6 separate regions of the Mus musculus genome follow, and all the other regions are linked to region 1. A link is a loop called in an ENCODE intact Hi-C map of the cell type or tissue named here. Cell type or tissue: heart. All regions are shown on one strand. Region 1 overlaps Igfbp5 (insulin-like growth factor binding protein 5). Region 2 overlaps 6030407O03Rik (RIKEN cDNA 6030407O03 gene). Region 3 has its middle 13 kb from the start of C530043A13Rik. Region 4 overlaps Gm29185 (a long non-coding RNA gene). Region 5 overlaps 6030407O03Rik (RIKEN cDNA 6030407O03 gene). Region 6 holds the start of Gm29183 (a long non-coding RNA gene).

What was found. A loop is a pair of places that touch in the nucleus more often than their neighbours do. Peaks named below come from ENCODE experiments on the same cell type or tissue, not always from the same donor. Only the 100,000 strongest peaks of a DNase experiment are listed, where the experiment ranks them.
Region 2: a loop joins it to region 1, with 11 times the contacts of the local background. A loop is called at or near these places in 5 of 42 quality-filtered maps.
Region 3: a loop joins it to region 1, with 2.1 times the contacts of the local background. A loop is called at or near these places in 3 of 42 quality-filtered maps.
Region 4: it touches region 1 in a loop (5-fold over the local background); 29 of 42 quality-filtered maps call a loop at or near these places.
Region 5: a loop joins it to region 1, with 9 times the contacts of the local background. A loop is called at or near these places in 18 of 42 quality-filtered maps.
Region 6: it touches region 1 in a loop (8-fold over the local background); 36 of 42 quality-filtered maps call a loop at or near these places.

The regions. Positions count from the first base shown.
Region 1 is chr1:72,863,833-72,867,832 of GRCm38, forward strand. It overlaps Igfbp5 (insulin-like growth factor binding protein 5), which reads right to left. Exons shown (of 4, transcript NM_010518.2): 2 at 19-248. Among named protein-coding and RNA genes, the nearest start is that of Igfbp5, 9.0 kb to the right of the region's middle. In heart, a CTCF peak has its summit at 2,168 (motif pointing right); no DNase peak of the experiment used is centred here; H3K27ac peaks cover 727 bases.
Region 2 is chr1:73,734,854-73,738,853 of GRCm38, forward strand. All of the region lies in intron 6 of 6030407O03Rik (RIKEN cDNA 6030407O03 gene), which reads right to left. Among named protein-coding and RNA genes, the nearest start is that of Gm29183, 90 kb to the right of the region's middle. In heart, a CTCF peak has its summit at 2,437 (motif pointing left); a DNase peak (open chromatin) is centred at 2,448.
Region 3 is chr1:73,514,621-73,518,620 of GRCm38, forward strand. No RefSeq gene overlaps it. Among named protein-coding and RNA genes, the nearest start is that of C530043A13Rik, 13 kb to the right of the region's middle. In heart, no CTCF peak of the experiment used is centred here; DNase peaks (open chromatin) are centred at 1,351 and 2,021.
Region 4 is chr1:73,273,168-73,277,167 of GRCm38, forward strand. The region is part of intron 3 of Gm29185 (a long non-coding RNA gene); the gene reads left to right. Among named protein-coding and RNA genes, the nearest start is that of Gm31344, 89 kb to the right of the region's middle. In heart, a CTCF peak has its summit at 1,534 (motif pointing left); no DNase peak of the experiment used is centred here.
Region 5 is chr1:73,616,995-73,620,994 of GRCm38, forward strand. 6030407O03Rik (RIKEN cDNA 6030407O03 gene) reads right to left here. Exons shown (of 9, transcript NR_045311.1): 8 at 3,202-3,430; 9 at 1,387-1,672. Among named protein-coding and RNA genes, the nearest start is that of C530043A13Rik, 89 kb to the left of the region's middle. In heart, a CTCF peak has its summit at 1,750 (motif pointing left); no DNase peak of the experiment used is centred here; H3K27ac peaks cover 335 bases.
Region 6 is chr1:73,824,783-73,828,782 of GRCm38, forward strand. The region is part of intron 6 of 6030407O03Rik (RIKEN cDNA 6030407O03 gene); the gene reads right to left. Gm29183 (a long non-coding RNA gene) reads right to left here and starts at 2,299. Exons shown (of 6, transcript XR_001778996.1): 1 at 1,105-2,299. In heart, a CTCF peak has its summit at 1,729 (motif pointing left); a DNase peak (open chromatin) is centred at 1,719; H3K4me3 peaks cover 297 bases; H3K27ac peaks cover 2,101 bases; H3K27me3 peaks cover 441 bases.

The DNA.
Region 1 (4,000 bases):
GAAGCCCCTGAGACTCACTTGTTCGGATTCCTGTCTCATCTCAGGTGCAGGGATGACTCTGGGGTGGGCAGTGTTCTCTGCACCCCCCACAAACTTGGACTGGGTCAGCTTCTTTCTGCGGTCCTTCTTCACAGCCTCAGCCTTCAGCTCGGAAATGCGAGTGTGCTTGGGCCGGAAGACCTTGGGGGAGTAGGTCTCTTCAGCCATCTCGGAGGTGGTGGGTTCCTCGTGTTCCCGAGAGTCTCTCTCTGTGGGGAGAAGGAGGCGGAGAATCAGCTTCTGGGGCCAGAGAGCAGTGTCTAGAGACCAGAACTGGGAGGACTCGGGTCAGAGGAGTCATGGAGACTCAGAGAGATCCAATGATGAGGTCTAAGAAAGCAAGAGGGGGCGGGGAAAAGACATCATGGTGGGGGGTGTATTCTTGACTACACCTCACTAGTACACATGGGCAGGCTAGAGAAGGAGACAGGACAAGGCTCAAAGCAGGTGAAGGTTATGTAAATCAGTTTGCTCAGGAGAGATGAAGTGGCTGGAGACAGAAGGTTAAGCAGTCAGGGCTTGGAGAGCTGGGCCAAGGGAAGAAAGCAGGGCACAGTCCAGACATAGGCAAGAACAGCCAAGTGTGTCCGTCCGCTTAAAGAGGTCTTTGTACTTTCAGAACAGCTGGGCTGAGGGGTGACAGATGTTTGGACCTGGGTGTCCAGGGACAGGAGCAGTAGAGGGGGCAGGGGGACTGTGGTGAGGGCTGGGAGATGGGAGAGGCAGAAATGTGGGCCCCGGAGAGGAACAAATGGAAGCAGATGGAAGACAGAGGCCTCATCCTCTTACAGTGGCTCCCAACTGGCCTTGTGCTGTGCTCTGGACCCTTGGAGGCTGGGCATTCCTCAGCCCTGTCTGAGAGGGGCTGACAGCTGGCTGGGGCCAGACCAGTTATCCATAGGAGCAACTTGGTGACTATACTTGGTGACAGTCTATACTTAACTGACTTAGGACCTTTAGAAAAAAGAAGTAGGACTTTGTTCATGTGTCTCTTACTCTCTCAACGCCACCTGCCTAGCCCATCTCAGCACATATTTCCAGTAAGGTCTTTTCTCATAGGTGCCCCCGGTCTCCTCTCAGCCCCCGACCTTGCAACCTTCATGAGTGGGGAGACCTTAGATGGCTGTCTCCATGCTTCAGATGACCCACAAGACCAAACGCAGGGTCAGAAAGGGGTGGAGGACTGGGCTCCATCACCTTTCCTAATTAAATGTTCAAAAAGGAGAGGGAGGGCTTTGTGATATCTCAAATTAATTAAGCAGGGTGAAGGAAAACCCACCGGTCCTCAGATACCTCAGATATGATGGTAGCTGCATATCTCAGATGTGAAAGATAAGGGAGAGAATCCAACAAAGTCGAGGCGAGGGAAAGAGAAGAAGACTTTGTGGAATGTCTCCAAGCTCCCAGCCCAAATGAAGATCTGGTGTGAGTGCGGGGAGGCATGTGGAGATTAGGCCTCACCTGGTTAGAAGAACAAACGGCACCACACACCCAGCATCTGCTCCTCTAGGGCGTGTCAAGCTTAATGAACTAGATGTTGGCTCCTACTAGGAGGAAGCCTCTAGGGGTTTTCATTAATCCTGATTGGTAATGGGCTTGGGCGAGTAGTCACAAGAAAGGAAGGGGAGGGGTGGGAGTACCTGTCAGTGTTGGGGCGGGCTCTCCCTGAGTCAAACTCTCTGTGGGGATATCAGCCCTCCCCCTGCACCCCCTCCCCCCCCCCCCAGTGCCTGACTCTACGGTATCAGAACCTGCCGGGATGCCAAATCCCAGGCTGCCTGTCCAAAGAGGAATCTCTCTAGGGGTTAATAGACCGTATTTGGGGTGAACCCAGTTTTTTGGGTTGTGGACTTGGAGGACAGGATGCAGGAGGAGGCATGTCTAGTTTGGGGGTTCTGTGCAGATAGAAGAGTAGAGTCTGATGTTTTTCCTTAAGGAACTTTTGCAAACTCTGGGACTCACTAAGCAAAGTCTAGGCTCCTGGGAGTGTCTCCTCTCCCCTAATTTTCAGTCGTCTTGCTTGTGAAGAACAGGCTTAAAATTTTCATTTGCCTCCCAGTTCTTGGTGTTGCTTCCTGAAGGACACACCAGGACCTAGGCTTTTAGAAACAAGCAGGGCTATACCTCTAGGTGGCCAGTAGGTGGCGCAGGAGACCAAAGGCGCTCAATTTGTGCACATTTCCAGGGAAGATGAAGGTTAAAAGCTGGCACTTGGCTGTCTCCCCCTCCTACTAGTTTGGGAATCCCATCAATCCTTTCCCCCTCTTTGTGTGCTTGCAGCATGCATTAAGAAGGTGCGGGGGGGGGGGAGGACGACAAAGGAGCACTGTGCAGGAGTGGAGGACTGCGCGAGCAAGTCTTAGTTGTGTGTGGCAGAGTGTTGCTTCTTTATAGTGACTAGAAAGAGAAGAGAAACACATCCCAACACCCTCCTCCCTCTAGATGCTGCTGGGAAGGTTTCTGCAGAGGATGAGAAACGTGGGGTGCTTTTTGGTTAAGGTTTTTCATTGCAGCAATAAAGACCCTAAGACAGGGGTGTTATATTCTGGTATTTCCTCTGATGTATGTTGTGCTACGGCTCCAGCTTTGTAATGTGCCTACTCTGTCACAGGAATGTTGATCTATTCATCCCCCCCTTCCCATGACTTAGGACCATGGGTACATCAGCGTCTCCCTGGGAACAGGCACAGCTTTATGGCTGCTGAGACACCCCAGGAAGGGCAGCATTGCACACAGCACTACAGCACCATGCACACACCTTACCCAAGCTCAACCTCTCTAAGCACACAGTCTGGCTGCCGATGCTTTCCTGTAGACGTCTGGCTCTTTACCAACATATGAAGACGTGTTCTTAGGATGCCTTCCCATCCAACCTTGCTTCCTAGTCCTTCTAATAGATGAATCCAATGGGACCTGTTGCTACTGGAACTATTACTTTCCACCCTGGGCTTCTTGTCATTCTGGCACCATGAATAATAGCCTGATCCTGGGCTGCTATTGGATGCTGGCTTGACCTGTCCTCACAAACAGAAGTCTGGGGGAGACTTATCTGTGATGATTTCTCTTCCATCAGAAAACCAGCTAAGCTTGGAGTTCATGGCCCAATAGGCCACTTACAATCTGCAAAGAGAAGTTCAGCCGAGAAGTAGTTCTGTGATATAAATGGGGCAACTTATAGCTTAACGGATGCTGGGGTGGGGGGTGGGGTGGGGGAGGCCATCTGAGTCATGCCCCTGCCTCAGAGCATGATTACTTTGCCACAGGAAGGTGAAGAGACAAGCAGTCCATGAAGAAGGTGCCCCTGGTGTGTGAGGTTTCTGTTTGGCTGAGGCTGTGCCATCCAGAAGCCAATGTGGCATTTAAATGAACAAATACATAATAATAATAATAATAATAATAATAATAATAATAATAATAATAATGATAATACACCCAGAGGTCCTCATTTCCAGTTCTCCCCAGCCACACGTTGGCTGCTACTGGGCTGGACAGTACAGATATAGAACACTTTCATCATCACTGTAAGTTCCACTAGATAGCACTGGCCCAAGACATCCATCAGGACAAAAATAGTCAGCTAGATGCTCTGCCCATTCCGTGTCCTGTCTTGTTTCCCAGCCAACAGGCAGCCTCCTGCTCTTTGCTGCAGTGCTAGGCTTGGGGGAGAATCAGAATCTGGCTGCTCATTGTCCCCCCCTCCCCAATCCACCCAAATGTAAGCTGTGTTTCAGACTCCCCAAGTCTCACTGCTTTCCAGCTGCAGATGGGTGCTATTTAGCTCAGCTGCCCTGTGTGGGTGCATTTGCATATAGAGAGAAAGAGGAGGGGCTCTGGGTAGAGGCTGTGGAGTGTCCCCTGGCCTTCCTACTGGCTCACAGCAGCATCTGCCTGGCCCCAGGCTCACTCCTGAAGATCCCATTTTCTTTTTCACTGTGGTCAGCAATAGAGGGAGTGTCCAGGG
Region 2 (4,000 bases), 870 kb after region 1:
CGGTGAATTTGCTTCTTTTTGTTCTAGAGCTTTTAAGTGTGCTGTCAATCTGCTAGTGTATGCTCTCTCCAGTTTCTTTTTGGAGGCACTCAAGGCTATGAGTTTTCCTCTTAGGACTGCTTTCATTGTGTCCCATAAGTTTGGGTATGTTGTGGCTTCATTTTCATTAAACTCTAAAAAAGTCTTTAATTTCTTTCTTCCTTTCTTTCTTCCTTTCTTTCTTCCTTTCTTTCTTTCTTCCTTTCTTTCTTTCTTTCTTTCTTTCTTTCTTTCTTCCTTTCTTTCTTTCTTTCTTTCTTTCTTTCTTTCTTTCTTTCTTTCTTTCGTTCTTCCTTGATCAAGTTATCATTGACTAGAGTGTTGTTCAGCTTCCACATGTATGTGGACTTTCTATTATTTATATTGTTATTGAAGATCAGTCTTAGTCCATGGTGATCTGATAGGATGAATGGATTATTTCAATATTTTTATATCTTTTGAGGCCTGCTTTGTGACAGATTATATGGTCAATTTTGGAGAAGATACCATGAGAAGCAGAGAAAAAGGTATATACTTTTGTTTTAAGATAAAATGTTCTATAGATGTCTGTGAGATGCATTTGTTTCATAACTTCTGTTAGTTTCACTGTGTCTCTGTTTAGTTTCTGTTTACAGGATCTGTCCATTGATGAGAGTGGGGTGTTGAAGTCTCCCAGTATTATTGTGTGAGGTGTAATGTGTGCTTTGAGCTTTAGTAGAGTTTCTTTTATGAATGTCGATGCCCTTGCATTTGGAGCATAAATGTTCAAAATTGAGAGTTCATCTTGGTAGATTTTACCTTTGATAAGTATGAAGTGTCCCTCCTTGTCTTTTTTGATAACTTTAGGTTGAAAGTCAATTTTATTCGGTATTAGAATTGGATACTCCAACTTGTTTCTTGGGACCATTTACTTGGAAAATTGTTTTCTGGCCTTTTACTCTGAGGTAATATCTGTCTTTGTCCCTGAGGTGGGTTTGCTGTAACCAGTCTGTTAGTCTATGTCTTTTTATTGGGGAATTGAGTGAATTGATATTAAGAGAGATTAAGGAAAAATAATTGATGCTTCCTGTTATTTTTGTTGTTAGAGTTGGGATTATGTTCATGTTGCTGAAACATTACTTTCTTGCTTTTTCTAGGGATTAGTTTCCCTCCTTGTATTGGAGTTTTCCCTTTTTATCCCTTGAAGGGCTGGATTTGTGGAAAGATATTGTGTAAATTTGGTTCTGTCATAGAATACTTTGGTTTCTCCATCTATGGTAATTGAGATTTTTTGCTGGGTATAGTAGCCTGGGCTGGCATTTGTGTTCTCTTAGGGTCTGTATGACATCTGCCCAGGATCTTCTGGCTTTCATAGTCTCTGGTGAGAAGTCTGGTATAATTCTAATAGGTCTGCCTTTATATGTTGACCTTTTTCCCTTACTGCTCTTAATATTCTTTCTTTGTTGTTTGCATTTGGTGTTTTGATTATTATGTGATGGGAGGTATTTCTTTTCTGGTCCAGTCTATTTGGAGTTCTGTGGGCTTCTTGTATGTTCATGCGCATCTCTTTCTTTAGGTTGGGGAAGTTTCCTTCTATAATTTATTCACTGGCCCTTTAAGTTGAATATCCTCCTTCTCATCTAAATCTATTATCCTTAGGTTTGGTCTTCTCATTGTGTCCTGAATTTCCTGGATGTTTTGGGTTAGGATCTTTTTGCATTTTGCATTTTCATTGATTGTTGTATCAATGTTTTCTATGGAATCTTCTGCACCTGAGATTCTCTCTTCTATCTCTTGTATTCTGTTGGTGATGCTCACATCTATGGCTCCTGATTTCTTTCCTAGGTTTTCTATCTCCAGAGTTGTCTCCCTTTATGATTTATTTATTGTTTCTACTTCCATTTTTAGATCTTGGGTGGTTTTGTTCAATTCCTTCACCTGTTTGATTATATTTTCCTGTAATTCTATAAGGGATTTTTGTGTTTCCTCTTTCTGGACTTCTACCTGGTTATCTGTATTCTCCTATAATTCTTTAAGGGATTTTTGTGTTCCCTCTTTAAGGGATTCTACCTGTTTAGCTGTGTTCTCCTGTATTTCTTTAAGGGAGTTATTTATGTCCTTCTTAAAATTCTCTACCAGCATCATGAGATATAATTTTAAATCCAAATCTTGTTTTTCTGGTGTGTTGGGGTATCCAGGACTCACTGTGGTGGGAGTACTGGGTTCTGATGATGCCAAGTAGTCTTGGTTTCTGTTGGTAAGATTCTTGTATTTGCCTTTCACCATCTGGTAATCTCTAGTGTTAGATGTTCTTGCTGCCTCTGGCTGGAGCTTGTTCCTCTTGTGAGTCTGTAAGCTTGTGTCAGCACTCCTGGAAGACCAGCTCTCTCCTGGCAAGCCCAGTGCACAAAGGGCTGTGGAATAGCCCCACCTGCTGGGTGCAGATGGAGGACCTTAGGACCCTGTCCCAGCTGCTCTGCCCACTTCTGCATCCTGTGCACTCCTCAGTGGTCCTGCCTTAGAGAGTCACCAGAGAGAAAAATGGTGATCTCACCTGAGTTCTGGGGTCAGAGCACTCCCTGGAGGCAAGTTCTCCCCTGGCAGGGAAGGTGCACAGAGGACTGCAGAACATCCCCACCTCCTGGGTACAGATGTAGGCCCACAGGACCCTATCCCAGCTGCTCTGCTGCTTTTGCATCCTGTGCGTTCCTGAGTGGTCCTACCTTAGAGAGTCACCAGAGAGAAAATGGTGATCTCACCTAAGTTCTGGAGTCAGAGCATTCCCTGGAGGCAAGCTCTCCCCTGGCAGGGACTCCAGTGTTTTTCTCTATGTTCCTTCCCCCTTTCCTCCCTCCTCCCTCTCCTCCTTCAGAAAGTGATCACCTCCCACTCCCTGGTCTTTCTCCACATTCAGCTCTAGTCTCAGCATTCTTAGATATGTGAGTGGCCTCTCTCCAGTTCTCCCCAGTTGAGAAAGCCAGATCAAGCTTTCAGAAGTCATTCCATTCTGCAGGCATCAATCTCTACCTGGCTTCCTTGGGGTGACTCTTACACAATCTTCTGCATCTCCCCTAAGAGCCTCCAGAGGGGTCCTAAGACCCACAGTTCAGATGAGGGTCATAGCATGGCTCCCTACTTCTTTAGGATGGCCTTCTGGCTCACCTGTCATGGATAGTGCCCATCAGCAGCCAGTTCCACTTGTCTCCTGACCTGTCAGGGAGTCTATGGTCATGAGAGCTGGATGGTCCATGGTGTAAGACAATGTAAGCTCCTCTTCCCACTCTAGTCCTCTCTCTCTCTCTCTCTCTCTCTCTCTCTCTCATGGTAGCGAATAGCATTTGGATTTAAGACTGAGGAAGGCCTAGGATATGTTTGTTTGACCTTTGTATAGAGACATTGTGCAAGACATATTTCTTATTCTTCTAGTAATCACTTACTGAGTGCCTATGATGTGCCTGGCTGTGTGGAGCAGGGCTAGGGATTCCAGGATGGCCTGATGGGGCATAGAGTGATGGGGCATGAACATTCAAATGGTGACAGAATTGCTAACTATGTATCATGAACTGTGCAAAGAGATGTAAGAGGTCTGAGAGAGAGGACAACAGCTATGCAATGTTCTAAGGCTGAGACTTCAAAGTCAGAAAAAATAGAAAGCATTGTTCTCCATCTAGCACCAGAACCAATTCACGCACCAGACATTGTGTAAAAAGCAATCTTGTTTCGTCCTGACAAGGGATGAGTTTTACCTCTTGTATCTGTAAATGAACTCCCTACCCCTGAACAGGATGCCTGGTCTGTGGTATACAACCCAGCAGCTCTGCCTTGTGTAGGGTCAATAATTGGTCCCTGGTCTCTGTGACTGCATGGTTTGGCAATTATATGGTTAATTTGAGTGTGTCCTCATGGAATTGAAGTTTTCATAATGGCAGAAGAAAAGATTCAACTTACCTACCCTCATTCTTCAAATGCTAGTACACTGCTCAGCAGGGCTCAAGTCTAACCA
Region 3 (4,000 bases), 650 kb after region 1:
GCGACATTTTGAAATGGGAGAAATAGGCAGGGCATTAAGGCAGGAGTAAAATGAAAACATTCAGACCCCATAGTTGCCCTGGCCACATCCCAAACGACACAAGGACTCTGAGTACCCCTAGCTCAATACATTCTGATCTTGCAATTTACAGAGATTTGGTCACAAAGACATGAAGTGAGGTCTTTGTCATAGTGTGGCAGGAAACAAAACACACGTGGGACTTTCCTCAGAGCAAACTAGAATCACCCTTCCATCTGCAGCCTTTGTGCCAAGGGTGATAAACAGGGATGGAGAAAGGAATCAGGTCATCTAGATGAAAGGATGTGTAGCTGATGGCTCAATTAGTCCCTCCTGGATGGGAATGAATTCATTCCTGGGACTATCGTCTAAGACTTCGGAATGGGTAATTCCAAGTAACAGCAAAAGAACACGTGTTTGATACTTGTTTTGTTGCTGGGTCAAAATACTCAACAGAAGCAAATTAATAAAGGAAAGGTTGATTTTGGCTCAAAGTCCCTGGATCTAGCCCATCATGATGGGGAAGTCAAGGCAGCAGGAGCCTAAGGTTGGTGGTTGCCAGTACTGCATTCATTATCATAAATGAGAAGGCTTACCCTCAGGTGGAATTCTTCTATTTAGTGTAGGATCCTAGTCCATAGAATGGTAAGTACCTTGCATCTTCCCACCTCAATAACCTAATCTAAATAATCCCTCGCTCTCTCACAGGCCCAGGGACTTGTTCCTATTGTGGTTCTAAATTCCAACAAGTTGTCAGTCAAGATTAAGTATCACAAAGTGCTTCTTAAGCACAAAGATGTAGCCATGATTTTAATACCTTCATTGTGTTATCTTCTCTGCCAGCCTTAAGCAGAAAAGATGCCATTGATATATAATGCCACAGTTCAAATAACTCAGGGACAGATGTGAAGTTGGTGGGCTTAACCACGTGTCTGTGACACAAGGCGAGGCAGCTGGATCTTTCTGGATCTTCACTTCCTTGGGTGCTTGGATCTGACACATCTAAGTTTCTCAGGCATGAATACCAGAAGTGAAAATAGGTGTAAGCAAAAGACTCCCTGGAGTTCTGGAAATATAGTTCAGCAGATCTATAAGGTTCCTGCTTCACCTACTCAGATCTTCATCTTAAGCCTACATTCTTTGAGCATTCATCTGCTTAGCTCCCTGCAGTGAAGATACAAGGAAACAGAGATTGGCGGTGCATTCTGACCCAACTGGAAGACACAAAGATGGCCATCCTCCATCCATGGCTTCCAAGCCAAGAGATATGACTCAAAGGGGCTTACCATACAGAGTTGACTGTGAGGCAAAGACACAAGACTATGAGCCTGCAATTCCCCAGAGAGAAGTCAGAGCCAAGGAGCTCAGAAACAGGACCATGTGCGAACTGTGCATAGCGTTAAACACTGTCACTCCACCCACTATTAAATGTGGCTCAGTGAAAGTGAGTTAGTTCTTCCCCCTGCTCCAGGGAGCAGTAAAAGACACGATGGATGGATTCTGCTCCTTCATTGGCTGACACATCACGGTAGAGAAGAGTCTGCTTGTCCCTTCTTCATCTGGATGGGGTTCCTGACTGGAACAACTGAGAAACAGAACCAATCAGAAAAACTTTGCCAAGGACTTTCCTCCAAAAAACAGTACAGGACTGCATGGTTCTGCCTTTAATATCTCACACATAGGATAGACTTTGTTTCTTTCATGCAGTATTGATCTGAGTGATCCTACCCAGCCACCTCCTTGGTTGGCACTGAGGGCCACGAAAAAGTTCTCTCCCATAAGAAGCCATGTTGTCCCGGAAGATGAAGTGAGAGTCTACAGCCCAGAAGCCGGTCTCCACTGCTGGTGAAAAGACAGGGCCTGTTCTAGACTTTCCCAAGGCTGACTCAAGAGAAACACAAATGCTGTGAATCACTCCATGTGGAGGGAGGCGATGAAAGGTCTGTAGAGCCAAGGGGGAAAAGAGATCCAGGAAAAGATTTCAGAGATAAAGAGAACGGGTCCTCAGCCAGGCAGCTTGGGGAGAAGAGGGAAAGGGAGGCTCTTCAACAGATGTTTTATTAACTCGCTGCTGAGCAGGAGCGAGCCAGCTGTGGCCTTCTGAGGAACTTTTTCCATCACAGACCCTTGGCGTCGAAAAAAGAATAAAGTTGAAAACGGATGGCACCAGATTGTGTCCATGATTTATCAGTTTAATCTTGTCACCACGAATCAAAGAAACCCATTCAAGGAGGCAACAGCAAAGCAAAGAAATGGATTCGATATGAATCAGTTATTTGCGGTCAATCTGGGAAGTTTCTTTGGAGTATTAAAAATAAAATAAAATAAAATAAAATAAAACCCAAGGAGAAAGGCAATCCAGTGGTTTCTCGTGGCAAACTTTCAGGGGATAAAGAATTTAATTTGGGTTAAGTTTGGAGCTCAGTGGTAGCCTGCATGTGTGAAGGCCCTGGGTTCAATTCCCAGCAGCACACAAAAGTGATAATTTAACAAAGCACAGAGCACCGTGTTCTAAGGATGAAACACTGTCACAAATTAAACAGGATAAAATCCCCAGGCCAGGGGCGGTCCTCAGAGAATGTTCAGGACAGTTGTGGAGATGCCCTGACTCCCTTGACTGTGGTTTTCCTGTCCTTCTGGAAGCAGTAGGACCAGAAGATAGAAGTCAGAACAAATTTCCTTTGTGTTTCTCCTTTATAGATTATATCCCTGTGTTCCTATCTCAGGGTCTTTGCACTTGCTGTTCTGAAACCCTGCGGGTATCTGCTCCTTGTCTGGCTGGTTCCTTTCCCTGCTTTCGGTGCTCACTGCAATGTCCTCTCCATGTCGGTTTTCCTGGGGGGCAGTGAGGGGGGGTGCTCACCTCACCGAAAGACATCCCCTTTATCTCCAGTCTCCTGTATATTTACATAATAGTAATACTTGAATTATCAAAATCTTGATCGTCAGATTATCAGAGAAAAATCACAAAAGGGGAAAGGAAAACCGAAAGAACTCTAGATACAAATGACAGATAAGTAAAGAATTGCTGTATGACCCTGGAGATTCCTTTGTTCTGACGTCTATCTTCTGAACTTACTGCTTCCAGAAGGACAGGAGAAGCATCACAGGAGTCAGAGCATCCCCACAGCTGTAGTGAATGGTCTCTGAGGAAGGCCTCCTGGCCTGGGGATTCTATCCCGATTAAATTGTTATTGTGATTACAAGTATTTCATCCTTTAGAATACTGTGCTCTGTGCTTTGTTAAATTAACTCTTGGGAAATTATGTGGCACCCAGTGCCTATGTTAGAAAAATAGGGTACTGGTTTCAAGGCAATTATGCTAGCTCCATCTTTGAGCAACTTGAACAGAGCTGAGAGATGTCTTCCTGGGAGGGAGCACAGGCACAGGACTGCCTTTGAATTCCCTGGAACTACATAAGAAAGGAGGCTATGACCACACGTGCCTATAACCCCTTTGTCAGGGGGCAGAGATAGGAAGACACCAGGAGCACACTAGCCAGCCTGCCGAGCTGACATGGGGAACTTCCTGTTCAGTGAGAGACTCTGTCTCCAAGGAATATGGTGGAGAGTGACAGAGTAAGACACCAGACATCTTCCTTTGACTTTGTATGCGCATATATGGGCTCATCTGCATACACACACACACACACACACACACACACACTCACATGCACATGCATAACATTTATAAGCAAAAGCTAAAAGAAGAAATGAAAAATATAACAGTAAATTTAAGTCAAAGTCCAAAACAGAAGGAAATGATAGAGATTTTGAACAAAGATTAAGAAAATGGTAAGACAACATTTGTGTGTGTATGTGTGTGTGTGTTCTATGATTCTATATAAGCATTACATTTCTGAAAGAATGTAAAAGACCCACCTTGAAGTCCCAGCTTCATACACATAGTAGGTGCACTATGAAATAGATGCTAGAGGGAAATACATGCTGTAGACAAATCAGCTACCCCTTTTAAAGGGGA
Region 4 (4,000 bases), 410 kb after region 1:
ATTCATTACCCCAGGGACAATGCCAGAAGGAGATCAGCTCCTGAGAGAACTGTGTGGGTGGAACCAGAGAGCAAGAGTTGAGAGTGGGACAAAGGACTGGAGTTACAGCTTGAAGAAACTGGGGTCTGCATTTAGAAAGATAAGAAGACAGAAGAGGTTCTCATTTAAAAAAAACAGGACATGTCTGCCAGAGACACAGGGCTCCTTCATTCAATGTAAACTCAGAAAAATAACACACTGTATTCACACATATAAAACATATGCATTTCTTTTTAAAAAAAAAATGAAAACAAAACAAAGCAAATCAACCAACCAAACTCCAAACAACCTGGAGGCCATTGGTCTAAGACCTCAGAGTGATGATAACTTATAAAACCTCGGGATGGAGAGTGTGTCTCTTAATTATTTCAATTGACTATATGAAATTACTCATACATTCATTGTCTCCAAAGAGATAATCAGAAAAATGCTAACAAAAGGACACCTTTGCACTGTTTTTGATGCTGCAAGAGACTCTGCTGCTATTAAATAATGTTTTTCTGAGCCCCAGCTTAAGTCTATCTCTCGGTCTCTATCACCTATGCACCATCTTTAGAGAAAAGAGTATCTTCTCCATGATTACGGTATCATGAGTCCTTTTTTTCCCCTTTATGATATTAAATGTAACTGTTAAAAAATGAAATGAAAGAAAACCCAAGTCTTCATTCCTAGATGTGATTTCCATTCTCCAGAGCCACATTCTTGACTGATTTTTTTTTCCCTGATTCACATTTGGCTGAGCTAACATGATTGGCTCTTTTGAATTTGGAAAGATACTTCTTCACTGACCCCAATAATCTGTTTGTTGATTTTACTCAAACTAATCTATTGACTGAATTTCTTGCCCTTGTTTTCAAGTGGAAAGCTAATTATACAGCCTATGTCTGTGTTATAAGAGGTTTGTAAGTGTACGTTCATTAGCTTGAGACCAGTTTTCTAGAAAGCTTGTGAGGTTACAGCACTTCAAGGGCAGAGAAAAGGAATAGCTTGGGTGATGCCCAGTGTAAATGTCAGATTTGAGAGACTCTTGTGGCCAAAAGAGTCTCCCTGACTATGAGGCTTCCCAAAGGCAGATGTGAAAGGCTCCCATCTGTCTAACCCCCTGTTGATCTCTACTACCCTGTTGTCCACAGCACCTTTTTAAACTTGCAGCTTAAATACTACCCTACTTTTTCTTAGAACTATGGGGATGGACCTTACTCCATTTCATTATTTTTCAAGTAGTATGTGAAAGTTATGCATACTACATTATGCATACTAATTTATGCACAACCTACATTAGCATAACCTACACATGCCAACTGAGTGTGTGTTTCATGGTCAGCTTTGAACATCATCCATGATTACAGAGTGTCTCTGACTCAGACTTGAAGACCTACTACTTATGTGGCTGTCTACTGCTATCAAATTCAGGGCAATGCCAACACCAAGCCTTGCTTTGTGCTTCAGGTGCTCTGGAGAGTGAGACCCATATGGTGGTCTAGTGCCCTCTTGTGGATTTCAAACTGAGCGTTCTGAGCTTTGGCGTTACTAGTAGGATCACAGATTTCAAAATGCTGCTACAAAGCACAAAAATAATGCTTGCCTTCTTCCATTAAGAACAGGACAATGCTCTTATAGAGCTTACCCAGTGGTGGTAAATTCATTGTACTCTGAGCCACTAAGGGACCTTTGGAGTGTGCAGATCAGTTGAGTGTAGGAGTTTAATAGGACCTTTGGACTCTCCATACACAGTATAAGCCAAATCAATGTTCAAAACCTCTCCCCCAACTTGACAATAACCCCCATTTTGTCTATTCACTGTTGTCTGAACTTACGCATTCACCGGCTCCCAGTCTGACTCTGTTCCAAGTAATTTCACATATTTAATCTGAAAGCAAGAAAATTAGAGTAATAGGACAAGTGATCTCAAAAGCTGAAAATAATTCTCATGGGAGCAAATCCTAAATGGCTCCAGTGAACCACAGATGGATGCTGGAGATGTTGGTCTACCATAAAGAATAGTGTATTGGTGATCAGCATTGTATGACAGTGGGGCTTCTGGTCCCTTGTTAGTCAAGAAAAAATGGACTGGTTGGGGTGTGTAAATAGTCCAGTACATTGGAATATGTTATTTTTGATAAAATTACTAAACTTTTAGGGGGTTCACAAGTTTATCTGAGAACATCTTTCTGGTGCTGATCAAATAGCTCTAGTGTTAAGTCATCTCGGGTATTCAATTCAGAACCTTTCTGGTGCATTTTACATTCATAACTATCATAGCCACCTCCAGGAAATCATAATGTGTGTGTGTGTGTGTGTGTGTGTGTGTGTGTGTGTGCGTGTGTGTCTATGTGTACACATATGTGTGAAGTTGCATGGCTCATGCAAACCCATTTTGATAACTTTTCAGCTTCTGCCTTTCTAGATTGTAATAGGACCATTGGCATAATCCATCTTCCCTTGTATTATTGTCTGTTAACTGCTTTTCATTACAGCAAACCTCTTATACCTCCATGCCTAGCTGCATCTAGAGTCAGCTCACAGAATGGAGAGCTGTGTGCATTTGCTTAATTCTGATCCTGTGACATACAGTGACCATATAATCACCTTTACTAAAACCCACTACTCACAGCACTGAGAAATGAATTAAAAAAAAAATTGAGACGAGCATTCATTAAAAGTAAGAGTGATGGCTTCTTACTCCCTAGTTATAGGGACAGTGACATTGGTTTCAACTTTAGCTGGTAACAAGGCAGTGGAGATGACACATATGACTTTCCAGTTTGATACTACTCTTTTCAAGAAGTGGAATGATGTCAAAGTTACGGAATGACTTGGGTTTTCCTCACACTTTTTCAGTGCTATGATCTCTTTCCTTTGGGAACTCTAACATAAACCTTGGAAGGAAACAGCTATCCCAGCACAACTCATGCGGACCCAAACTAATCTAAGTCTTGAGACCTCTTAGCCTTGATTGCTGTTTGGACTTACTGTTTTCCATAGGATGCTCTGCCTCCTCATAAAAAGCTACACCACGCTTCGTCCCTTCAGACTGAGGTGGGCTGGAGAAGACAGTCTCCTTTGGTAAAAGTTGATTCATCCTTACAAGGCTAACGCTTGGACTTAAGGAAATGCTGGTTTGGATTTTTGCTCACTTTCCTCTCAGTGACTTGCCTACCTGCGTCTTGGCAGAAGAATCAATAGCCCATGACCTGGAGCTCCGATGACAGCCCTTAGCTATAACAGAAGAATTCTAACTGCATTGGCTCTCCCTGGGAAAGTCACACAGGATGGTCACCAACCTGTGAAATCAGCCACCCACCTGGTCAGGGAACCATTTCACAGCCACAGGAACTCCAGCCCTGTCAGCTGTGCCATATGGGAAGCAGAGAGTGTTTTTCTCCATACGGCTCTGTCACACATTAATAGGAGGCATTTGCTCTCTGTCTCAGCCAAATGCCTGGACTTTCTTGAAACACATGAGAAGATGAACTTGGCGTGACATGCGAGGGAACTGGATATGAACTCTGTAAAATGAATCAAAGCACAAATAATTTCGTACCATACCATTCCTGCCTCGCTGGAGAGATGTGGAATGATGGTTTCTTAAAAGAGAAAAATATGTTGAAGTTTTGGAGAGGGCATAGATGGTCTTGTGCATAGTCACAAAACGCAAAGTGTTTAAACAGTCTTAGGAATCAACCCTGAACACACACTCCACATCCCCTCCACCCCCATCCCCATCCCCACAGACCCTCATTTTTCACGTGGAAACTGAACTTTAAAGAGATATGGCGATTTGTTGGGCAGCACTCAGGTTGTTGCAGCCCAGTCCTTTCTTTCTGTTCTTTCCCATGATGCTCCCCTTACAATGTATCTGCCACATGTCATTGATGAGGGGTGAGAGTTATGCTTATATATGGGTATAAGTATTTAGAATACAGCTAGAAATTGTGTTGATTTGGGGAAGTGGCTATCA
Region 5 (4,000 bases), 750 kb after region 1:
TACTTTAAGAAGTTTTGCATAGTTTGCTTTGCTCTCTGTATTGCTCAATTACACTTCATTCTTCCTATCCAGGGCTCGAGAGTTTTGATTCTTTCTTAGTTCTGTTCTTTTTTGCTGTTTCTTAGCACAGAATTTTCTCCTCTTACCTTTGTTAGTTCTTTTCCTGTGTTCTCTTCTTCTGGTTCCCTTTATAATCCTAGATCTTTGAATTGTGAGCTAAGGTTGTTGAGCTATTTCTTATTGGGTTTGGTTTCTCCTCAGATCACTGCTGTAATTATACACCAGAAATTCTGGTGGGAACCTTTTCATTCTGTCATTGCCGTAAGAAATCCTGCAATTTCTGCTCATGCTTCCTTGCAATGGTTGTTAGACAAAGAAATGCTGCATTTGGTAATTTTCAGGTTGGAGCATTAGAAACAATTTTTTCTCACTAACAATATTTCCCAGTACTTACCAAATTCTTATGCCCCAGAAAAATTCAGTTGGCATCTTAACCTCAAGGTGATAACACTCAGGGAGGAAGCCTTTAGAGGATTATTAGGTTGCTAAGGCTCTACCCATATAGAAGAGGCTGCCAGAAAGATAGCTAGTGCTTGGCGCCATGTAAAGATACAGCCAAGGAGGGGAACCCTCACAATGCATTCGATTCAGTAGCACCTCCGTCTGGACTTAGCCATCTCCATGGCTGTGAGAATGTCATTTCACATGCTTTTAACCTACTCAGACGACAGTGTTTTGCTTTGTTTAAACCTGAACACTCTAAGACATGTGGTCAGTTTTTAGTGGTCAGTTTTTTGTTAGGGCTCTAGTTAGATTCAACAAATTGTTCCCAATAGAAGACTACCCTAGAGTCTTGAGCCCTGCAGAGGGACCATAAGTACAGCCTTCTCCAGGGTCTGTATGTGGGAAGCTCCTTATATCCTCGTTTCCTTTTGTTTTGGGATGCACTATGAAGAAGCTTCATTTTCTTTCCCCTGCAGCACATTTGGTCCTTTTTTTTCCCCCCATGGAGATCTGGGTTTCTGTTGTCGTTTCTCTTTTAGTATTTCCTAGTCCAGTCTTGGGCATCACCATGCCAGGCTTTTTTTTTTTTAAAGTGTACTGTGAATCCTTAAAGATGGGGCTTCAGATCCTCATTTCCTGATAGAAATTCACTGTAGCCTGTAGTTTTAGGTACGTGTTATTTCTCATTGTGTGTTTTCTGCTTTAGACACTTCTGGGACTGATGTCTAGCACGTGGTCTCCATATGACTTTTGTTCCCACCTTTGCTTTATCTCCATTCTGTTAACCTCTCTCATGCTCCTCATATCCAATAATATTTGGGGTCTTTTGGGTACTAAGATAGCATTTATTTTTATTTATCTTATTTATTTTTTCCTTCTATTGCTTTCCAGAGTTTATTCAATTCTTATTGCACATTTTTCTTGAGTATATAAGGATGTTGTGGGATATTTTTGTTCTGAGCTTTGCAACTAATGATTTAAAGTTTTTGTTTCATATTTTCAAATGCTGCTTTTAGACACTGATTCAGCCAGGATACATGTTAAAGTTTTCTCCTGCTTTCTGTGTGTGACCCAGGTTGGAGTATTTTCACTTCCTGGATGGCTTTGATGCTCCAATTTTGTCTTCTTAGTGACTCTGTAAGGATGCTGACGGCCATTTTCTGTGTACCTGTAAGAATTTAACACAAATGAATGTCAGCACAGCTGTCCAGCTAGGTGCCTGAAACATTTCCTGGTTCAAGAGTGCCCTCTTCTGGGGTGAAAACGTTGCTTTTCTTTTATTGAGGGCACCTAGGGCAGGGTGGAGGGGGTGGTGGCAGCCAGTCTTCCAATTTTGAGATTCGCTTTTGTTTGATAGGACACTTCTTTATTGTTCTTCACTAAGAAGCCCCCAACTGCACCTCTGTCACATGACCTCCTCTCTCACATAATTGGTGCCTTTCTCATATGACAGTCCAGCTCCACACACAGCCAGGTTCTCTTGTTCCATACCCTAAACCCAGAGCTCTTGGGTGACCAGGTCCCAACATATTACTTTTCATTCTGGTGTGAAACTTCATTTTCCAAGATTCAGTTTATCTGAAGTTTTGCCACAGTACGGTGATGTCTCCATACCTCTCTTTAGCTTTCTATCCAGAGTTCTACCTACACATTCTGAAGCCATGAGACCTGAAGTACATGTTTCTATTTGCATGTTATCTGAAGTTACTGTTAATTGTATTGTAATATGAGTGTATGTATTTTGAGGGGAGAGGAAAGGGGGCAAATGAATATCTGGAAGTCTATTTTTGATTCAAAGGATTCTTGAAACTGTTTTGAACACAAGAAAGAGTAACATTTAGAATTAGTAACTAATAAAGCCTACAGCTGTGTCCTTTGGTGTCCAGCCAGTTTTATCCTTAATATTTCAAGTCTCCCTGAGTCCATCATTTAACTCCTCCAGACACCCATTTTCTCCCTTAGTAAAAGAACACTTGTATCTTTCAGGTAAGGCAGCAGAACCCAGTCTTCTGTTTTCAACAATCTTTGCCTCTGCTTTCCACCTCGTGCATACAAAGGAAATTAGCTTGCATTCATAACTCGATAAGAAAATATTGAAAGAAAACATGCCCTGTCTTAACATGGTCTCAGGAAAATGTAAATATCGACTCTCATGCCAAGCCTTTTAAAGAAGACTGGGGTCTCTGTTGGTTCTGTTTGCAGCCTTTAACCAGTGAGAGTTCAGTTAAGAGTTGCCACTCCTCTGCACTGGATTTCTTTTATAAGGTCAGCATGTTCCCTTTCAGACTCCCAATACTCACCAAGTCCAAGGAGATATCCATGGCTTTGACCTCCTCCCCTCTTTTCCATGCCCCTCCCAGCTCAGGGTCCAACCTTAAAAACAACTCCCACTCTACTGAAATATCTCCTTCCTAGAGGAGACCATAATTTAAAATAAAACAGTAAAGAGTCGGGAGAACTTCAGAGCTAAATGTGAAAGCACTCAGGGTCACTATAACCATCCTTGCTTAATAATGTATATTTACATTAAATCCTTCGTTCTCATGTGGCTAAAGGAGTGGCTGAAAACACAATACCACAGACGATTAATTCCACAAGGTCTTTCACCAGTTTTGGCAATGCATTTGCTTTGCATTGAAAGGGCACTTGCCCAGTGTTAAACAGATCCATGTTTCTAGTGGTCAAAGGAACTCACACCTTCTTGAGGCATCAAGGTTGGGAGACCAAGCTGCTCTTTCAGCCACCTGTTCAGGACTCCCAGCACTTCAGCATCCACCAAGTTGAGCGCATACAGGCTTCCTTTAGGAGCATCCCGGCTCCAGGGCTATTTATTTCCAAACTACAGCCATCCAGTTGCTTGCAGGCTCTCCATTCTCCGCATTTGCATCTGGAATGCTGGGTGAAGCAGTGCCAGGTCAGCATAAACCTAGAGACACAGACATAGAGATGAACACATCTGGCAGAGTGGTGGAAGAAAGATGTGCTGAAATGACTAAGAAATGAGAGGCAAAAAATACCAGATCTGTAAGCCACCGGGATGCCCAAATATGGTGGTTCCCTTACCTACACTCATCACCCCCACCAGTCCAAGTTCAATCCAGATTCCTGATCCCATCCAGTTTTCTCTAGCTACCTGTTGCCCTGGAAGATGGGCCAACACCAAAATTCAGATAGGGTGCTTTTTTTCCTCTGGCTTAGCTGCCACAGACCGGACTCAGTGGGCCCTCCTCAATCCCAGTCTATGGGAATCAGAGTCTTGGACAGATGGGCATAGAGTCGGCGAGAGAGCGTGTTGAATCTGAGTGTCATTTGTCAAATCGAGCATCAAACTTTTTATACAGAAGAATAACAAGAAACCAGGCGAACACATCCACTAAGTTACAGTGACACAAAACAAAAGGAATGTATACATCAAAAGATGGCGGGGACCAGGCTGCGTTTACCACTTAGAATGGAGCCAGGTGTAATGCTAGTCTATTGTTAAACCACTACCAGG
Region 6 (4,000 bases), 960 kb after region 1:
CAGAAAGCTGAGACCTCTCTAGCTGGGAAGGCTCCCGCCAAGGCTGGTCTGTTCCCAGGGCCTTGTCCCGGTGAACAGGACACTGTAACCAGAAAGAGACCTGGGCTCTTATCCCAGGCTAGTCACCAAACAGCTGTGGGGTCTTGAATAAGTCTCTGACCTCTGCCAGGTGTCGGCTCCCTCAGCTTCCTGAGACACCAGCAGTCCTGTGGGGCATCTGGCAGACAAGTGAGGATATGGGCCTGCAGGCACAGCCAGCTTCCTGCCTGGAGGACGCTGGGATGGACAGATGAGTAGCAGAGGGACATGCTGCCCCTGCTTTCTGGGAAAATCTCGAAAGCAAAATTTCCACCTCGGCTTCTCACACATTCCTAATCTTAAGAAGGCAGGACCTCCCTTTCCATAGAGAGAGAGAGAGATTCATGCCGGAACAGTGAGGTGGGTGTACACAACCCATGTTCTACTGAACTGTGTAGTCTTAGACTCAGCTTTTCCAGCCCTTGGTTTTTCCACCTGTAAGATGGGAATGTTTATCGTTTCACCTGGTTGGAGGTGCCTCCTGTCTAGAGTCTACACAGTCCTCAAAATAAAATAAAATAAAATAAAATAAAATAAAATAAAATAAAATAAAATAAAAGGTAGCTACAGATGTTCTAGGCCATCCTGGTCTTCAAGCTCTCTTTACCTTGCTTACTCTCTCCCTGAGTATTCCTCTCCTTTGGCCTCTGCTTAGAAAAGGAGTGAGTGACATTCCTGAATCTCTGTGGAAGACAGACTCAGGGTTCAGTGTTGCCTTCAAACTTAGGGCCTATGTATGAATGGGTGCTGGAAAGACCTAGCTAAAAGAACAGGGCCCCCTGGGAGACGAACTGTGCCCCCAGCATCTGGCAGATAACAGGGAGGTTTTGGAGCCCTATGGAGCACACAGGGGGAGCACACACGGGTGATGCTCCCCCATCATCTGAACCGATCATCACATGAGAGGTGTGGTTTGACCTCGCTGCCCTGAGCTTAGATGGGGGTAAAGTTGTACCTCATAGAGAGACGAACAATGGCAACGCAGACAGTAGCCTATATTCCTAGTTAGAATCCTAGAGTGAGTACCTCTCATCCTTCAAAGCTTTGTTCTTCAATCAGCTAACCTGTAATTGGAAGGAAACAGTCCAAACATAAACATAGGGAAGGTTACCATTCCAAGCCTTTTCAGACCATAAGGCCCCAACGCCTTCACTTTACTGATGGAAAACGTGCTTTCTGGAGAGAAGAGACGTGCCATGGTTGTGCAGGTAGGAATCTAGTAAAACAGAGTCCTCCCCATCAACCCTAGGGGAAAGTCAATCACGGATGGGGGAGGAGGGTGGGGATGTCTCATGTTCCTTAATCGGCTAGAGCAGTCCGTCCACTCTCAAAGCTGGCTCAAGAAGCAGATAAGAATGGATCTTAAAAACCATTTACACTAGCTCACCCTCCTGTAGACCTTATCCCTTCGGCTGCTGGGCCCATGGAACAGAGGTGAGAGTTGAGAAGCTCTCTGAGTACGCCGGAGGGCAGGGAGCATTCTGTCAGCACAGGGGCCCAGAGTGCCAGTCTAATCCATGCCATTCAGACAGGCAAGGCTGTGCCTAAGCAGCTTTGGTTTTAAAAGATTAAGAGCCAAGCACTGGAGAGGAAAGAAACGGTACGGAGGCAGCAGTTCCACCGACAGTACCACACTGCCCTCTGGTGGTCGGATGAGAGAAGGCATAGAGGCTGGATGGGTCACACTAAGACCCTTGTGTGAACCACAGGGTTTCTTCCATTTCTCCTACCTCCACGTGGCCAAACCTTTTCTAAGGTGAAACAGAAATATGGGGAGTTACGGAGGGCTACTTCCACCCTCAGAAACTAATTCTGTCTTCAAGCAACACAGACCTGGCACCAAACACCACCCCCACCCCATGGAGTCGGGACTCCATGTCTGTCGCTCTGCATCGTGCCAGCCTTTGCGTCTCTAGTTTCCCATTCCAAAGCCAGTGCTTAGAACCCAGAGCACTCAGGGTCCTGCATGACTCACTTCGCCTTCTCTGCACTAGAATAAGATGGCACATCATAACTTGGGGACATTTTTCAGTCCTCAAGGACAGCCCCAGGCTGACGGAAACACATCCTGCCTGAGTACGCTCCTCATCTCAGGGATGAGCCCAAGGCCCTTGAGCTTCCAGAAGCATTGAGCATCGGCTCCACAGCAACCTAGGAAAGAGACAGCAAAGGCCAGTATCTGTTCCCTGAACCTTGAGTGTGTTCACCCCGCCCCCTGGCAACAGACCCTCTCCCCCCCCCCCCCGCCACGCCCCAATGGCCTGCCCTTTCCATGCTGTGTAGTTCAGAGCAGCGCCTCCTGCAGATGGCTGACCAGCTTCCATGCATGGGCTCAGGTCGGTCCATAGTTTCATGACCCCCTGTGCAGACTCAGGAGCTGCTGCAGCTGGCAGGAGCATGTGACAAGAGCGATTCACACACCATCACCCTGACCAGCTTTCTCTCTCTTCTTCTCTCAGCCATCACAAAAGTCTCAACACACCGCAGCATTGTTCCCAGGGTGAAGAGGGGCTGGACTCCAAAGGGAGCTGGGAAGACAGAGCCTGGAAAGGGATGGTTTGCCAGGCAGCGTAGGCACCCCAGGCCGGCCAAGCCCACTTCCTGCCTGACTCCGGCTCCAGAGCTCAAGTTTACTATGTCTCCATCCCAGAAAACCCACTTGGGCTTGGACTACTGGCCTCTCTCATTTTCTACTTTCTGCCTGGGCCTGCATCGCTCTGAAAACTGTGCACTCGCTACTTCCTTTTTCTTCTCCAGTGCATTCCTCTTTAAAGACTATAAGATAAAGCAAAGTCCTGCAAACGTTGCCTTTAGGGACACACGTCCTCGCTCTTCTGTTCCCTACAGCTAACCAAACAGAACTCAGACAAGCAGCTGTGCTGGGTAGGAGGCAAGGCCCTGCCTGGTGGGGGTGATGGTGGTTGAAAGAGAAGCTGAGGGTGTCTTGTTGAGGATGACAGAGGCACAATGACAACGTTGGTACAGTGAAGAATTGGGGACACTCCTCCCGTTCTCTCGAGTCCATGATTATGAAGATTTTCAACTGTGGATTGTTGAGAATAAATCTCTAGTTAAATCAACACTGGGGAGCAGGGAGGCCTTGGGAGGCCAGGGGTGGGGGGCGTTCATTCACTGGAGAAGCCACACACGCTCCTTGTCTAGAGCAGGCGGGGGCTGGCAAGTCCATCTGCACCTGTGCAAAACAGCTCAGCTCCTTAGAAAGCTCTTTGGATATCAGCTCAAAACTCATACCCCCAGCACCAAACTGTAAAAGGGGCCAGCCTTCTCCACCCTCCCTAGTGTACGAGGCCTTTATGTGTAGTCTAGACGTTTTGATCTTATGTTACAACTGACTTAGATTAAATGTGATGCCATGCCATTATCAAGTCTAAGCTTCAAGGGGCTTCTCACCCCCACCCCCAACCCCACCCCAGCTCAAACCCCTTAAAAAGATGAATAAACAAGGAAAACTGGTTCTTCCTAGCCTCTGCCACCTGAGAGCAGGTAAGGCCAGACCACCTGGCAACTGACTGCTGAGAGCTAAGGAAGGAACCCCAACCCAGGGCTGTAGAACCCCCCAGCTGAGCCCATCCAGATTGCCAGCTCTAAGTCAGACTCACAGGCTAAACAGAAGACTATTGCTTTTGTCAGTAAGTTTGTGGGTATTTACCTATGCAGACAGAGGGAAGTGATACATCCCAGCCCAGCCCACTACAGCTGTGCTGGATACAAAAGAGTCTTGCCCCTCCTGTGTGGGGATGTAATTCTCTTTGCCTCTAATCATCAGCATGGCTCCAGGAGAGGTCACTCAGCCTAGCCCCCTCCTGGCAGGAAAGTCATGCACCCAGGCAGCCTTTACCACTCTCCACCACTTAGTGCCTGCCCACGAGCAATATCAGAAGTATCAGAAGAGCCAGTGTTA